Linked DNA regions of Homo sapiens: region 1 is linked to region 2. A link is a loop called in an ENCODE intact Hi-C map of the cell type or tissue named here. Cell type or tissue: PC-3. All regions are shown on one strand.

Region 1 (8,000 bases), 81 kb before region 2:
GATTAGAAGTGGTTATTAAAGTTAAATGTTGACCAGGCACATTGATGCCTAATAGCATTGCTTTCCACAGCAAAGTACTCACACTCAGAGGAGCATGAGACATTCCACTAAGGCTGCAAGAAGAAAAAAAAGAATAGATGTTGTACTTATGTTTACTTCTGTCTAAAAATAGAAATCAACCTGTATAATAGTCGACATCCAGACTGACCCTGGTCCTTCCTGTGGTCCAGATGCCAGAAGATCTGCAGCCTTGCTCACAGCTGGACATTTCGAGGGAAGCGTGTGTGCTCCGTTGACAGGGGCTGACTCTTCAGAGAGGATTATCTCTACCTGATTAGGTAGACTTACAGATGATAGGATATTAAATAGCCAAAAAATCTTACAGTATTTAATAATGAGATTGAGAATGATGCTGATAATCTCTAATACCACAGATGCTAATGAGCAGATATCTTAAAGGAACTGTTGAATGTGAGTTAAGAATGTTTTTTATAAAAGACAAACATTTTGAAATTGCTGGCCTTCTGCATGATATTTAGCTATGAGTGGTCTTGTTGCCCTGCAGATAATTTAAAAGTTAATACTCATAATCTGTCCTTTCAAAGTAGAGGTGATACATTAACAATGAATAAGAAAGTAACCTTTAAAAAAATCTGGTGATCTGGTGCTACACAGAGAGCACTTGTAAAATAAATGTACAGAAATAGTTCCATTGTGACATGATTTTCATTCCTAAAAACAATAGGTGTGCGTTACATGTTAACTCATATTTGCATACTTAAAAATATTGGAAACAAACTAAAATCTTCCGGAGAGTTTAAAACCCAATAAAAATTTGTCAAAATGTAACATTTTCCAATAAGTTTGTAAGACCAATGAAATGACATTGGGGAAAATGGAAAGTTACTAATTTTAGCCAAAAAGCTTTTGAGTAGTTAGTGTATGAGATTGAAATATGAGTGTTATGACTTTGTAAGTACATTTCTTCCATTTGCATCAATGTGTCTTTTTCAAATATCTCTTTTGAGCTAGGCCGGACACTAAAACTAAATATTAACATATACTGGACTTAAAATGAGACCTCTGAATTGCCATATCAGTAAGTGTTAAACCAAGATTAAAAAAATGAAACCCATTCAATCATGCCGCAGTCACTAAGAAACATTTTTAGTGATAAAAAGGGTTAATAAAGGAAAACTACTTAAAAAAATTTAAATTTCATTTTTATCTCAGCCTTCCAAATTTCTATTTTTGAGTATGTTTTGTGATGTACATATTGTATAGACAGTGTAGTTTTAGAATATATACTCAATCAGAAGTGTTAACAGCAAAGCTAGAAGGAACTTTGAGATTCTCTAATCCTGGTATAGAACATGCATATAATTTGTAAATAATGTATATTTTGGAGGTTAGGCTTTTTTTTTTCTTTTTTTTTGTTTTGAATGAGACAGAGTCTTGCTTTGTTGCTCAGCCTGGAGTGCAGTGGTGTGATCACAGCTCACTGCAGCCTGGGACTCCTGGGCTCAAGCGATCCTCCCACCTCATCCTCCTGAGTAGCTGGAACTATAGGTGTGGGCCACTGCGCCCAGCCAATTTTTACAAATTTTGTGTAGAGCCAGCATCTTGCTTTGTTGCCTAGGTTGGTCTCGAACTCCCGGCCTCAAGCGATCTTCCTGCCTTGGCCTCCCAAAGTGCTGGGATTATAGGCGTAAGCATTTTTTTTTTTTTCTTTTCTTTTCTTTTTTTTTTTTTTCCCTAGAACGGTGTATGATCCAAATAGGTGGCCATTGGTCTACAGACAAAAACCTGCTGAGAACCTTTTAATAAAATCATCCTGGTTTCTGAGGGGTTGAGGAATGTTCTGTTTCCAAGCCCAGGACTCTTAGAAACTATCTGTAGCACATTCAGGTGACAATATGGGTTGAGATGTATCTATAGGACCTAACAGGTAGAGGAACTTCTATTCTTTGAGTAGATGTCAAAAGGTAAAAAGTAGGATCGGAATCTTTCTCCATGTGGAGAAATTTCAGATTCCAAGAAAGAGTACACACAACTCACCTGTACATTAGACACCAAAAAAATGCTCAAATTAATGAACTATTATGGAGTATTTAAAAACATAGAGAACTCTGCTTTAAAAAAAATAGGAGAGGATCCTTAAGTTTAAAGCAAAGTAGTACTTCAAAACTTCATTAATTTTGAAGTATTACTCTGCTACAGATAGTGTCTAAGAGTCCTGGGCCTGGAAACAGAACATTTGGGTTCAGGTTTCCTCTTTATTCCATTCTGGCTTTATGATCCTGGCAAATTATTGAAACTCTCTTTTTTTTTTTTTTGAGACCGAGTCTCGCTCTGTTGCCCAGGCTGGAGTGTAATGGCATGATCTCGGCTGACTGCAACCTCCGCCTCCCGGGTTCAAGCGATTCTCCTGCCTCAGCCTCCTGAGTAGCTGGGATTACAGGCGGGCATCACCATGCCCAGCTAATTTTTATATTTTTAGTAGAGACAGGGTTTCGCCAGACTGGTCTCGAACTCCTGACCTTGTGATCCACCCACCTTGGCCTCCCAAAGTGCTGGGATTATAGGTGTGAGCCACCGCGCCCGGCCTGAAACTCTTGAGGTTTCCTCAGCCAGAAAATGAGCATGGTAATTCTTCACACCATGATTGTGAAGCTCCATGAGTTGGGGCAGAAGGAAGTGCTGTAAAAACTATAGTCCCCGCCCGTTGTGGTGGCTTGTGCCTGTGATCACAGCGCTTTAGGAGGCTGAAGGAAGAGAATCATTTGAGGCCAAGAGTTCGAGACCAGCCTGGTCAATGTAGGCAGACCCAGTCTCTACAAAAAATACAAAAATTGGCTGGGTGTGGTGGTGTGTGCCTGTTGTTCTAGCTACTTGGGAGACTGAAGTGGGGGGATTACTTGAGTCCAGGAGTTTGAGGCTGCATGAGCTGTGATTATGCCACTTTAACTCCAACCTGGGTTTCAGAGCAAGATCGTGTTTCTAAAATAAGAAAAAAAACACACACACACACAAAACTGTAGTCCTCTGCAATATTACTGAGTGAGGATTGCCCGAGACTTGAGAGGCAGTTAGGCAGCCCCCTTCATTCTGACTGTGGTGGTCCTCTCCTAATTGAGACTGAGAATTCTCTAGATGTGCCTGTTAAATATTTGCATGGCCCCGGAGTGCCATTCAGAGCTGGATTTTGTTTCTGATGGCTCAGTTGCCCTTGAGGCTGCTCTTGGGTTCCCAGTGCTTGTGTTGCCAAGTTGTGTGAAGTGTGCAGAGCTGCTCTGGGTTTGCAGAGCTGGCTTCATGTGTTGTGGAGAGGGCCCTGAGATGTTGGTGACTCATTCAAAGCCACTTTATGTCTGCTTCTACATCTTGCTCAATCTGCTAGGCTTACTACCATCTAAGTCCTAGAAGGCCTATCAACTCTCCCCAGGAAATGTAGAACCCAAAGACATAGGCACATACTTTCATTTCCTTTTTAAATGAATACAGTCTCTTTAAAAGTTTTATTTGAATACCGATCCATGGTTTGCACAAGCCATTTGAATTTTAAACAGATGTGTGTGCAAAGCTGGGAGTCAGCATTGCATGTCTCAGTCAAGTTTTATAGTCATTGACTTTTAGGGTTACAGCCTGGTCTCATAGCTGTGCCTTGGGTGGAAAGGCTGGTAAGGACTTCGATGTACTTTCCTGTCCAGAGTTTTGAGACTTTAGCCAGGACTAGGGCAGCTTTCTGGGTGTCCAGTGGAGGGCCACGTCATTCGACCGTTGCTATGGGAAAAACCCATGAGCTCTCTCATTCCAAAGTTTACCGATTGCCAAATACTTGGGTGTGTGGTATTTGGAAAAAATATTTAGTGATGCAGTGATTCTTTGAAGAGGTGTCCTCTAATGTTTACTTTTTAAAATGGTAAACCAATTTTAATATTGTTCATACCTAGCTAAGACTGAATTAGATTATTTAAACATATTTAAACATCATCTCTGTAAGTGAATGGGAAAATAGGAACCAGACCAAACCCCTATTATTGAACGCTAAGAGAAATGGATTTTTTTAAAAACCGAAATAATTAAAATCTAGTGTTACATGTGAGTCTAGGGACTGGATTTACTATTTGGCAACTACATATTTTGTTGGCAATAAACTTATTGTCTAAAAGAAAATGCGTAGAGCCAAGATAGAGGCCCAAGTAAAGAAGAAAGTGTGATCCTAAGGGAAATTGGTTTATTGAGGAGAATGTATCTTCATATACTATTTGTAAGTTTTCTGTATGGAGGATTTCTCCCTTTTCACCCTTGTATTTATTTAATCGTTTAGTTGTAGTACCTTAGCCTCATTTGTTTTATTCTTCAGGTTATATTATTATTTTCTTGCTCAAATTGTTCCATCTTTAGTCATTGTAAGCTCTTTCAGGTTGACTCCCGGATCAAAATATAGTTTTTAAAACAGGCTTTTTTTTTTTTGAGATGGAGTCTCACTCTTGTCACCCAGGCTGGAGTGCAGTGGTGTGATCTCGGCTCACTGCAACCTCTGCCTTCTGGGTGTAAGCGATTCTCTTGCGTCAGCCTCCCGAGTAGGATTACAGGTGCATACCACCACACCCAGCTAATTTTTGCATTTTTAATCGAGACGGGGTTTCACTATGTTGGTCAGGCTCGTCTTGAACTCCTGACCTCAAGTGATCTGCCTGCCTCAGCCTCCCAAAGTGCTGGAATTACAGGCGTAAGCCACCGCGCCTGGCCTAAAAGATTTCAGTTTTTAAGGGCAGTTTTAGGTTCACAGCAAAATTGGAGAGGAAGGTCCAGACTTCCTATATACCCTGGCCCCTGCAACCCCTCTCCCCGTCCCATAGGCATAGCTTCTCCCATTGTCAACATCTACCAGAGTGGTACATTTGCTACAAATGATGAACCTACATTGACACATCATTATTCCCCAAAGTCCTAGGGTTCACCCTTGGTTTTGTACATTCTGTGGGTTTGGACAAATGTATAATGACATCTATCTATCATTATAGTATCATAATGAGTATTATTGAAAGGTGACAGCGTGCTGGCAGCCCTCGCAGCCCTCGCTCGCTCTCGGTGCTTCCTCGGCCTCGGCGCCCAGTCTACTAGATGAGTATTTGCCGTCTGGGTTTCCTTGATTAGAGGGGCCTGGCTATTTTGCTGTATCCGGGGATCCATAGTCGGCAAAAGCCAGTAATTCCAAGGAACCCCCACAAACTGTTTTAATGTCTTAGGGCAAGGATAAGCCAGTATAGGCTTTATTCATTCCTTGCTGAGGGCCCTGGTCCCTCTGGCTAAGATTAGGCCTAGATATTTGACCTGCTGTAGGCAAAGCAGGGCCTTCGACCTAGACACCTTGTACCCTTGATTAGCTAGAAAGTTCAAGAGATCTAGAGTAGCCTGCTGGCACGAGGCTTCCAAACTGGTAGCCAAAATTAAATCATCCACATATTGAAGGACCAGAGTGCCTGGACTTGAGAAGTGGCCTAGATCTTGGGCCAGTGCCTGACCAAATAACAGGTGAGGGCTATCCCTAAACCCCTGGGGCAAGACCATCCACATAAGTTGGGACGTGTGATCTGTGGGATCCTCAAAGGCAAAGAGGAACTGGGAGTCAGAGTGCAGGACAATACAGAAGAAGGATCCTCGAAGTCCAGAACTGTGAACCATTCTGTTTCCTCTGGTATTTGAGAGACCAGGGTATAGGGGTTGGGTACAACTGGATATAGAGGAATTACTGCCTCACTGATGAGTCTAAGATCTTGCACTAGTCTCCACTGACCGTTCGGTTTTTGTACTCCTAGAATTGGGGTGTTGCAGGGACTGCTGCATTTCCTTACTCAGCCTTGAGCTTTCAAATGTTTAATAATATTCTGTAATCCTTTATGAGCTTCAGGCCTTAAGGGATATTGCCTTTGATAAGGAAAAATGGTGGGATCTTTTAACCTGATTTGGACTGGGCGGGCATTTTTTAGCCTTCCAAATTGTCCTTCCAATGCCCAGACTTCAGGGTTGATTCCCTCCTCAAGTAGGGGACAACAAATGGGTAACTTGTTCCCCATATTCATGTAGATAATAGCTCCAGCCTTGGCTAATATATCCCTCCCTAATAAGGTGTGGGACTTACAGGCATAACAAGAAAGGCATGTGAAAAGAGCAAAGTCTCCCAATTAAAACTGAGGAGGTGTGAGAAACACCTGGTTACAGGCTGTCCCAGGATTCCTTGGGTGGTAACGGACCTTGAGGACAGTCGTCCAGGACAGGAGATTAACACTGAGAAGGCCGCACCAGTGTCCAGGAGGAAGTCAATTTCCTGGCCCTCAGTAGTTAAATGTACCCGGGGCTCAGTGAGGGTGATGACATGAGCCGGTGTTTGCCCCAGGCACCCTCAGTCCTGTTGTTGGATCATCTGGTTGGGGGCTTCTGACCCAGGGAACCTTCATCCTCTGGAGCAGTGCACCTTCCAGTGATTGCCTCGGCATAGTGGACATGGACGAGGGGGCAGCTTTTTCTCACTGGACAGTCTTTTTTAAGGTGTCCTAGTAAACCACACTGATAACAAGCCCCACCAGATGATTGGCCTGCTCCATTTTCTGTCCTCTCTGAACCACCAAGGTTTGTTTGTCTGAGGGCCATGACTAAGGCTGCAGCCTTTCTCTGATCTCGCTTTTCCTTTTGGGCCTGTTCCTCTTGGTCCTTATTATAGAACACCGAGGTTGCAAGGTTTAACGATGCCTCTAGATTTTGTTCAGGGCCCAGGGCTTGCCTTTGGAGCTTTCTCCTGATATCTGTGGCTGATTGGGTATTAAACTTATCTTTTAGAATCAATTGACCCTCGAGTGATTCGGGTGACAGGGGAGTATGTTTTCTTAAGGCCTCCCATAGCCACTCGAGGAAGGCAGAAGAATTTTCTTCCTTTCCCTGAGTTATGGTGGACATCATTGAATAATTCATGGGCTTTTTTTCTAATTCTCCTTAGTCCTTCTAGAACACAGGTCAACAGATGTTTACAACTCCAGTCCCCATGATCTGAGTCAAGGTCCCAGTGGGGATCCATACTGGGGATAGCTTGCTGACCAGTAGGGAATTTGTCCCTTTCTTTGGCTGTCATTCTATCATTTACTTGACTAAGATACCAGGTGTCTCCAAACTCTTGGGCTGCAGCTAAAGCCGCATTCTTTTCGTTAAAGGCCAGGGTTTGATCTAACAGTAGCATGACATCTCTCCAAGTGAGGTCAAAGGTTTGCCCTAGACCCTGTAGGACATCTATGTACCTATCAGGATCATCTGAAAACTTCCCCAGGTCTGCCTTCATCTGCTTTAAATCAGAGCAGGAGAAGGGGACATGTACCTGGGTAGGGCCAAATTCCCCTCCCCCTACAGCTTGAAGGGGACATAACCCATAGCCCGTGGGTTTTTGTGGTCCTTTGGAGATTTCTTTGCTTATTTCCTTCTGGGCAGGGGAGATGAGAGGATGATTATCATTAATAGGAAGGGGAGCTATAGGGAGGCTAGGATATGGGGGTAAGCTGAGAGGTCCTCCTGTGGGATGTAACTTGTAAGCTTTGCATAGTTGTGTATTCTCCCTCAATGAAAAGAAAGCTTGGACATAAGGTATTTCACTCCATTTGCCTTCCCTCTTACAGAAAAAGTCAAGCTGCAGGATGATAGTATTGTAATTTGTACTTCCCTCAGGTGGCCGTTTTTCCCCATCAGAGAGAGAATATTGGGGCCAAGCCGTAGCGCAGAAAAAAATGAGCCGCCTCTTTTTCAGGGTTTGTGGGTCGAATTGGTCCCAATAGCTTAGGATGCATTTCAAGGGTGAGCCTGTGATGCCTGAGTGTTTCCCATCTGAAAGACAAAACCGCCTGCAGTTTTGTTTTGTTTTGTTTGCATTTATTTGCTTTTGGCTTTGTGGCTTTCGGTTTTCTTTGGTAACAGAATGGCCTGGATGTTAGGCAAAATGCCGCCCTGGGCGA
Region 2 (8,000 bases):
AAAGATTACTCTGGATTCTTACCTGTGGAACTGCCCACATCAGTACTAGTGATCTCATCTGAGTTTCCTTCTTGGAGGGTTTTCCAGGACTGGGGCTGCCTGGTGAAGTAATAGATTTGATATTAATTTTTATTTACATAGCACCTTTCTTGAGGAACACAGAGCAGTCTATGGGCATTATTTTAATAGTCCAGGAGGAGTTAAGCAAGCCTGGAGAGCTGAACAATAAAGTCCTGTTATTCTAAGCATTATTTAATATTTTTATGATTTGTCCTTCAAAGAATTCTTGGCCTTCGGGTAAGCGATGGACTGCAAGTGGGAGAATGAACTGTTAGCTCAGTCTCTCTCACACCCTGAAGAGTGTACACGTGACTTGTGTATTGAATCAGCCTGTAGGTCTCTTTAAACCGGGTGGTGGCTTTAAACCACAGAGAGGTTGCTTCTTCCCAGAGGATATTGCCTGTGCTGGTTGGTCCCCATTGTTTAAGTTGGATGCACGCTAATGTGCTGTTGCGGCATTCTGGACGAATGCTGAGGAGACTGTATTTGTTCATGACATCTGATGTGAGTCTTGAACTTGTTACATTTATTTCTCTGCTTTTGGTCACATCTTGGTCTGATGACCAAACAAGGCAACTGTGCCCTTTTCTAGACTGATGTCTGTTTGTCAAGCACAGTTTTCACATTTTTATATTTTTCTCTATTGTTAACAACCCCGAAGCAGAAATGAAAGCTTTTTATCACGGGAGGAGGGGTATCGGCTTCACTTCCATCCCATTCACCATTCACTCTGAATATCTGTGGTTTGTTTTAAACCGAGTGCCAGTGCCTCTTCTTGGAGGTATAAATTTGCACAGGGTCTGGCAGACGCTGCAGACAGGATGTTGACTCTTGAGTGTCTTGACTGACTAGGAGGCCCAATGGCGGTGCTGCATGGCTCCAGGCAATCTGTGCCTCTAGCCAAGGCCTCCAAAACCCAAAGTTTTAAAGTGCTTGCTTAAGATTTTGGGGGCTGATTCACCTAAAGGGATCTAAAAATTGCATTTTTTTTCCTCCAAAGGACCAAGCACAGAAGTTGTGCCAGTGGTTTCCCTGTTAACTCCTGACTGGCCTGATTTTTGCTTCTCAGACTTATAATTCCTAATCACCTGGTAGGTGCCACTCGGGATGGTCTTCTGCCTCTGGTTAGTCCTGAGCTTGTTTTCTCACTGGTGCAGCAGGACCTTAGACCAAAATGACCTCCAGCATCCTGTGAGTCTTGGATCTCTGTGGGATCCGACAGTCACCCTTGCCCCATGCTTCGGGTTACTTTGTCTATTCCACAATTATTGGGTGCCTACTCTCTGCAAGGCATCAGGAGTCCTTGAATATTACCTTATTCAAGACATGCAAAGAAGATGCTTCTGATAGACCAAATGGCTTTTGCGGGAGAGCTTGTGTCTACTGTTAGTGAATTCCTACTAAATTCTTGAAAGGTGAGTGGTATTGCCTTCAGCGTGTCACATGTGAGGAATTTGAAGCTCAGAGCATGGATCTCTGTTTGATGAACTTTAAAACTTAAACTTTTTACACTATACCCTAAATATGTGGGAATGATTTTCAAGGAGTAGAGATGGGAGAACATATTTTCTAATCCATCCAGCATTTATGGAGATCCTGTTAGAGCTCTGGATAATAATCTAGTGTCAAAAGCAGTAGTGCATTTTCACTACCAATTTTGAGAAGATTGGCATGAAAACCTAAAGCTAATTATAATGAAGAAGTAAGTGCTTCATGGAGATGGGAGGACCCGCTTAGAATACAAGTGTCTGTTTTAGAATTAGATTACTTTATAGCAGAATGCTTGTAAAACACAAGCATTTTTATTTTTATATGAAATAAAATATAGCTTCTGCTTCCAAGAAGATGTGAACATTGTAAAAATCAGAATTAAGTCATATGAAACTGTCTCTGCCTTTTGAAAATCCAGATGATTCCAAGCCAAAAGAAATTTTTTTTTGGCAAAGAAATATAAGAAGTTTTTAATAACAATAGGCCCGGAGAATCTCCAGTGCTTATAAAGTGACTACTGTAGCTGGGAGGTGAAATGGGAATAATGATTAAGTGCTTGCTTTCTTTGGATGTCTCAGTTTGCCTAAGTGAGCATAATTTAGGTGACTGTGTGAGCATCTGTGTGGCAGCTGCTGGTGCTACAAGTTAATGCCAGAGAAGACAAAATAGTTGGCACACGGATTCTAATTTCATGATTGTACCAGGAGCCAGAAAAAGGAGGAGTTTATATTCTTTTGAAGTGGGAAAATGTTGTCTCTTTTTTTCTTGGGTTTCACACACTTGAACACACAAAGTATCCTCAAGATATTTGTAAGCATTTTCCGACAACTTAGATTATAAGCTGATTTGTTTGTGCTACTGTGAAAAAGCAAATCAAACTAGGTGAATTTTCTCTGCTGGTGAAATCAGGATTCTGTTGTTTTTTTTGAATTTCTAAGGTAGACTCCCAGATAACTTTAAAATGTCCTGTAAGCATTTAAAGGAGGGGTTACTGAAGTGTTTAAGTAAAGTTTGATTGGAACACAGCCATGCCCACTCATTTACATATTGTTTTTGACAGGCTGCTTTCCAGCTAAGCGGGTCCACAGAGTTGAATAGGAATAGAGTCCTTTTCGCCTACAATCCTAATATAGTTACAATTTGGCCCTTTGTAGAAAAAGTTTGCTAGCCCTCGATTTAAAGTATTGACTGATAGTAGCATCCTATTGGATGTCATTTTGCAAGGTGCCAGAAGGTCTGCTTGGCCACTAGGACATCTTGCCATTTCAGACAACATGTCTTGATCCTCCAGGGTTAGAACCACCGGTGAAGGAGAAACTGTCCTGGAAAACCATTTGAAAAGAATGGAGGGCTTTCTCCTCCAGAGGAATAATTTTTCTTCTTCTAAGTGAGATGACCAACCCAGCTGATGGGTTCAAGTCCTAATTTTAGCTTTCTTTGATTAAGTGGCATTTATCTCAAAGATAACTTATTTGAAGGGCTGTCATGTGGAAGAGGCATTAGATTGTGAGGCCATGGGGAACCAAATTAGGATTAATGTGTGCAAGTTACTGTGAGGCCAGATTTCAGCTCAATAAAAAATAGTACTTGCTGGGAACTGCCATAACTATCATGTGCTTTTGTGGGTAATGAGCTGCCCGTCACTAGAGATTTTCAAGTAAAGGTTACACGACCACTTGATACGTGGAATGCAAACAGTGGATGAGAGATGGTTGCGTTAGAAAACCTCTGGGGCCCCATTCCAACCCTGAAATTGGAATGGCTTCTTTGGTTAAAGTTCTTTGTTTCCAAGCTCAGCTTATGACCACAGTTTTAATTTGTTGAGGGTCTTATAGAGGCATCTTGGGATGATTTTCTGAAAATATAATATTAGCCAAACCAAAGCAGTATAAAGAGAGACAAGCTTTTCTGGTGGGCAAAGATGGTATAAAAAAGGCTGGCCCAGAGCCTCTCTCCCCTTTGGCCACTCCAGTCATGGAGTGGCGTCAGAAGGGCACTGCTTCTTGACGGCCTTAAAGCCTGACAGATGACTGGCTGTCTTCAGCTACTGCTACCATCTTTGCTTTCTGCCTAGTCTCCTGGAAAGAGGAAGGACCTGGCTAGGGGCCTATCGCAGATGTAGCAATCAAAACAGTGTGTGTCTTGCAATTTGCCAGAGAGTTCAGGTTGCGATCCAGCAGTGAAGGGCAGGTCTGGGTGAAGCAGAACTGCACAGAGACAGTGCAGTTCTGCCGTCATAGCACAAAAGCAGCCATAGACAGTACAGAAATGAATGAGGGTGGCTGTGTTCCAGTAAAGCTTTATTTACAAAAGCAGGCAGCAAGCTGGATTGGGTCCCTGAACTGTAGCTTGCTGACCTCTGATAGAGACGTTGAAAGTTAGAAGTGTGTAGAAAATGCCAGTTTCAATTCTCTCAAGTTTTGGAAAAACTGAACTGAACTGGACTGAAATGGCATGTCCGGAGTCACACCGTGGTTGAGCTGGGATTGTAAACCAGGATATACTTTTAGTCTAGGGCTTATTTTGTGATACCACATAGCCTCGGCTGTGTGGTCAGGTGATAGCATTTCGTTTTTAAGAGAAGGCCACGCTAATGAAAGAAAGCTCCATCCCCAGTGGCTACTCCAGGTGGTCTATGAATAGAGACAGTGAGAGCCCAAGGGTGTTATTTTTAGGGAGGCAACCATTTATCCCTGTGACCTGGCTTACCCCTTTAAAGATGGGCCCCGTTCACAGGAAAACAAAATATATGTTGCCTAAATTCTTATGGAGAAATAGTGCCCTGGAGTTGTGAAAAAGAAATGGGCTCCCGCAGCTGCGTCACAGCATTTGATCACTTCAGCCGAGAGTGCCAGGAGATTTGAGACAGATGTTTTCAGACATGCCGCATGCCTAAAACATTTCCAGGGGTCGGGCTGCAAATAGTGACTTAATAAGTGGAGAAACAGGGAAAGTATGCAAGTTGAGGACACAAGAGTTTATTCACCGCTAGGTGCACGGCCAACCCCTTTGCATTACATCTGCCTGTCAGGGTTGGCTCTTTAATCTGTCGTGCCCTCGGTATTGCTCTTTGTCTGCCCGTGAATAAAGTGCAGCATTGTGGTTAGTAATCCCACTCCAGTGACTCGACTTCAAATGTGGTTTTGGAGTGCATCCCAGAGTTCTGTTTGCTAAGCTTCCTACTCCTGTTTCAGAGACACCACTGAATACAGAGCAGCGAGCACTGAAGGCTTCCCTCTTTCCTTAAACCTGTCGGGTTGTGGGCTCTCTCTTTTCCCCTCTTGCTCCTTTCTTTTCTTTTTTTCTGTTTTTTTAAACCTTCCAAGGCAAGTTCATGGATACTAAGCTGATGTGTTTGTTGTTCTTTTTCTCCCTGCCTCCGCTCCTAGTGAGTAACCACACTGGCCGCATCAAGGTGGTCTTTACTCCGAGCATCTGTAAAGTGACCTGCACCAAGGGCAGCTGTCAGAACAGCTGTGAGAAGGGGAACACCACCACTCTCATTAGTGAGAATGGTCATGCTGCCGACACCCTGACGGCCACGAACTTCCGAGTGGGTGAGTTCCTCCACGGTCCCTAACTGTCCTTACTGAGTCGAGTTTTATGAGATTGTAGCATTTAGACACCCCCTCCATTCACACTGCTGTCTGCTTCAATGGGTGTCTGTCTATGAGTACGAGTATGTTTCTTTCATGGGATCTTTTAAATTGCTTTTGGAATAATTTTTAACCTGATTCTTGGTTTCTTAGGGGAATGGCAACTAGAATATTTTCCCTTATTGCTTAGCATTTACACAGCCATGTGGTAATGGGAATATATATAGTAGAAGAGAAGAGAGTAGGTTTTAGATTTAGACCCTAAGGCATGACTTGTGCTGATAAGCTTCAAATTTTATCAGCCCAGTGATAAGTGGAATTTGTCTTAGATTTGACTCATGTAATAAATTTTGGAAGGTGGTGATGAAATTTGAAGTTTTTACTTCAAAAATAGCCAAGCTCTAAAACAAAACTCCGAGGATTGTCAAAAACCTGTACTTGGTTGTAGAAAAGGATACAGAGTTGCATCTTTTGCCACGTTTCTGCTCCGTCTCACAAGACTGAATATAAATTGATATATAACGTGGATTTGGGGAAGACAGACTGGTAGATTACTCTCAGTACTCCTTTTTTACGTGGATTTGGGGAAGACAGACTGGTAGATTACTCTCAGTACTCCTTTAAGTTAATTTAAATATGAAGTAGTAGTTGCTGTCTGCAAGAAAGCCTTGTTGGTTCATTTTGAATTTTTGTTTTTTACTTTTTTGCAAATGGAGAAAGGATTGTGGTCCACGGAATGCTGTCATGTTGCCATGTTGTCATGCAATACAGTATTTTTGTCGCAGAAAAATGTCTTTTATTATTTTTTGACCAATTATGGTTTGCCATGTGTACTCAAATAATCGCAGACACCCACGTTACTTTCTGAGTTACTCACAAGAATAACCCAAATGTCAGACAGATAATAACACTGGCTAGATCTGGTCTTTTTATGGAATATTGCTGTTTAGTCTTGGAAGTGTGTGTCTGGGGGGGTGGTAGGAGAAGGGGTGTCTGTGTCAAACTGATTTACATCAAGACAAAATAAAGGGACAGCTTGAAGTTCTTATTAGATCTTTGATTATTCTGCTGTTTTATTGTGACTCCCAATCCTTAGGAGGTCAAAGCATATTTTTGATCGTCTGTACTTGGAAAAAATATGTGCCCATAGATACGATTTAAAAGGGCATTGTGAGTTTCCTGGCTATGATAGGGGTACTCTGGGCATAGTTTTTAAAAGAATTTAGCCATTAGGTGCCAAATGGCACATTATGCTTTGCAGGGCAGGGAGCCAAGTCTAATGGGAAGTGAACTGATGATCAGGAAACTGGATTCTGGTCCCGGTCCTGCCACTAACTAGCTAATCCGTAGGGCATGCCAGTTAATATTTCTGGGCCTCAGTTTTTCTCATTCATAAAATAAATGGGATTGTATTTAATGACCTCTAAAATTTAGTCCATCTCTAAGATCATATGACTTTTTATCAGCAATAAGTAATACTATTTTCTGGCTTAAAAAAATTTTTTTTTTTGGAGGGCCACAGACAAGGAGGGGAAAAGAAAAGGCAATTCCAGTAGACTATCATGAGTCTGATGGCTTTTCACCACTTTATCTTTCTTGGTTGCCTTCCTTACTCACTGCTCCTTTCCCTCCTTGTGTTTATTGTAAATCTTTACAGTAGCAATGACAAAATAATCAAATGGGTGGTAATTTTTTGGCTTCCAGTGTATTCATTTTGAAACTAAATATTTTGAAGGCTTTGAGAAACAGAGGAAGTCTACTTGTTGAAACACACCACACACTTTCCTTGCTGGCACTGAACCAGATGTTTAGGAACAGAATATACATAGCCTACTCAAAATGCAAAATGAAGCAAAATTATTTACAAAAGCATTTCAAAAGCAGAACTCCACTCTCCATATAGGATCGGCAGAGCAGTTTAATTTTTTGAAAAGTAGAGGATGGGGTGAGAAGGACCCATAGTAATAAATAGTTTCACATTGGAAATTGTGGGAAACATTTCATTTATATTCTGAGCTATTTCCCTCTCCTGTTTAACGTTTTATTTCAAATATTGGATAGTTTGAGGGACAATTTTTATGATATTTCTTTCTTTAAGAATGGTAATTTTATAGAACTTATAGACTGTGATCCTTTGAAAATACAGAAAAATTCAAAAACGTTTATGCATATATCTTTTTGGGACTTTACTGGTTTAGTGTAATTTTATTATTTGCAAAAAGTGATTTTCTGATTTTTTTCTTCTCTCTTTGTACTTGTTTATAGAATACTAAATCTTTTGACAAAAAAGACCTATTTGGAAAATAGTTTAAAATTTGGGAAAAATTCAAAATTTACTGTCACTTGTCAGCTACTCCCTTTGATCTCTAATATTTGTTGGTACTTAAAGGTGAGGGCTGGCAAACTCTTTTTGTAAAGGGCCAGATAGTATAAAATATGTTTTAGACTTTGTGGGCCATACAGTTTCTGTTACAGCTACTCAACCCTGCCATCATCGTGTGAAAGCAGCCAGAGACAATATGAACAAGAATAGGTGTGGCTGTGTTACAAAAACATTTGTTGGGCTGAATTTGGCTTGAGTGCCATTCTCTAAGGAGTCAACATAATCCAGGGAAAATTATATGGACTTCATAATTAGTTTTGATAATCAGAATAACAGAAATAATTTCCAACATTTGCATGGTGATTTACAGTTTTTGTTTGTTTGTTTGTTTGTTTGTTTGTTTGAGGATGTGGAACAGACATGATCATCACCATTTTTTCAATACGGAAACTTAGGTTCAGAGTGTTAATTAAGTGAGCTTGCTTTAGTTTCTTGGCAAGTCAGTTAGCTATGCCTAGAACCTAGATATC

What was found. Peaks named below come from ENCODE experiments on the same cell type or tissue, not always from the same donor. Only the 100,000 strongest peaks of a DNase experiment are listed, where the experiment ranks them.
Region 1: a loop joins it to region 2, with 3 times the contacts of the local background. A loop is called at or near these places in 8 of 110 quality-filtered maps.

The regions. Positions count from the first base shown.
Region 1 is chr2:33,048,416-33,056,415 of GRCh38, forward strand. The region is part of intron 3 of LTBP1 (latent transforming growth factor beta binding protein 1); the gene reads left to right. It also overlaps the pseudogene H2ACP2. Among named protein-coding and RNA genes, the nearest start is that of LTBP1, 110 kb to the left of the region's middle. RefSeq lists an enhancer at 7,681-8,000. In PC-3, no CTCF peak of the experiment used is centred here; a DNase peak (open chromatin) is centred at 3,786; H3K27ac peaks cover 1,613 bases.
Region 2 is chr2:33,129,853-33,137,852 of GRCh38, forward strand. It overlaps LTBP1 (latent transforming growth factor beta binding protein 1), which reads left to right. Exons shown (of 34, transcript NM_206943.4): 5 at 4,941-5,108. Among named protein-coding and RNA genes, the nearest start is that of LTBP1, 190 kb to the left of the region's middle. In PC-3, a CTCF peak has its summit at 4,550; DNase peaks (open chromatin) are centred at 1,469 and 4,589; H3K4me3 peaks cover 4,212 bases; H3K27ac peaks cover 4,255 bases.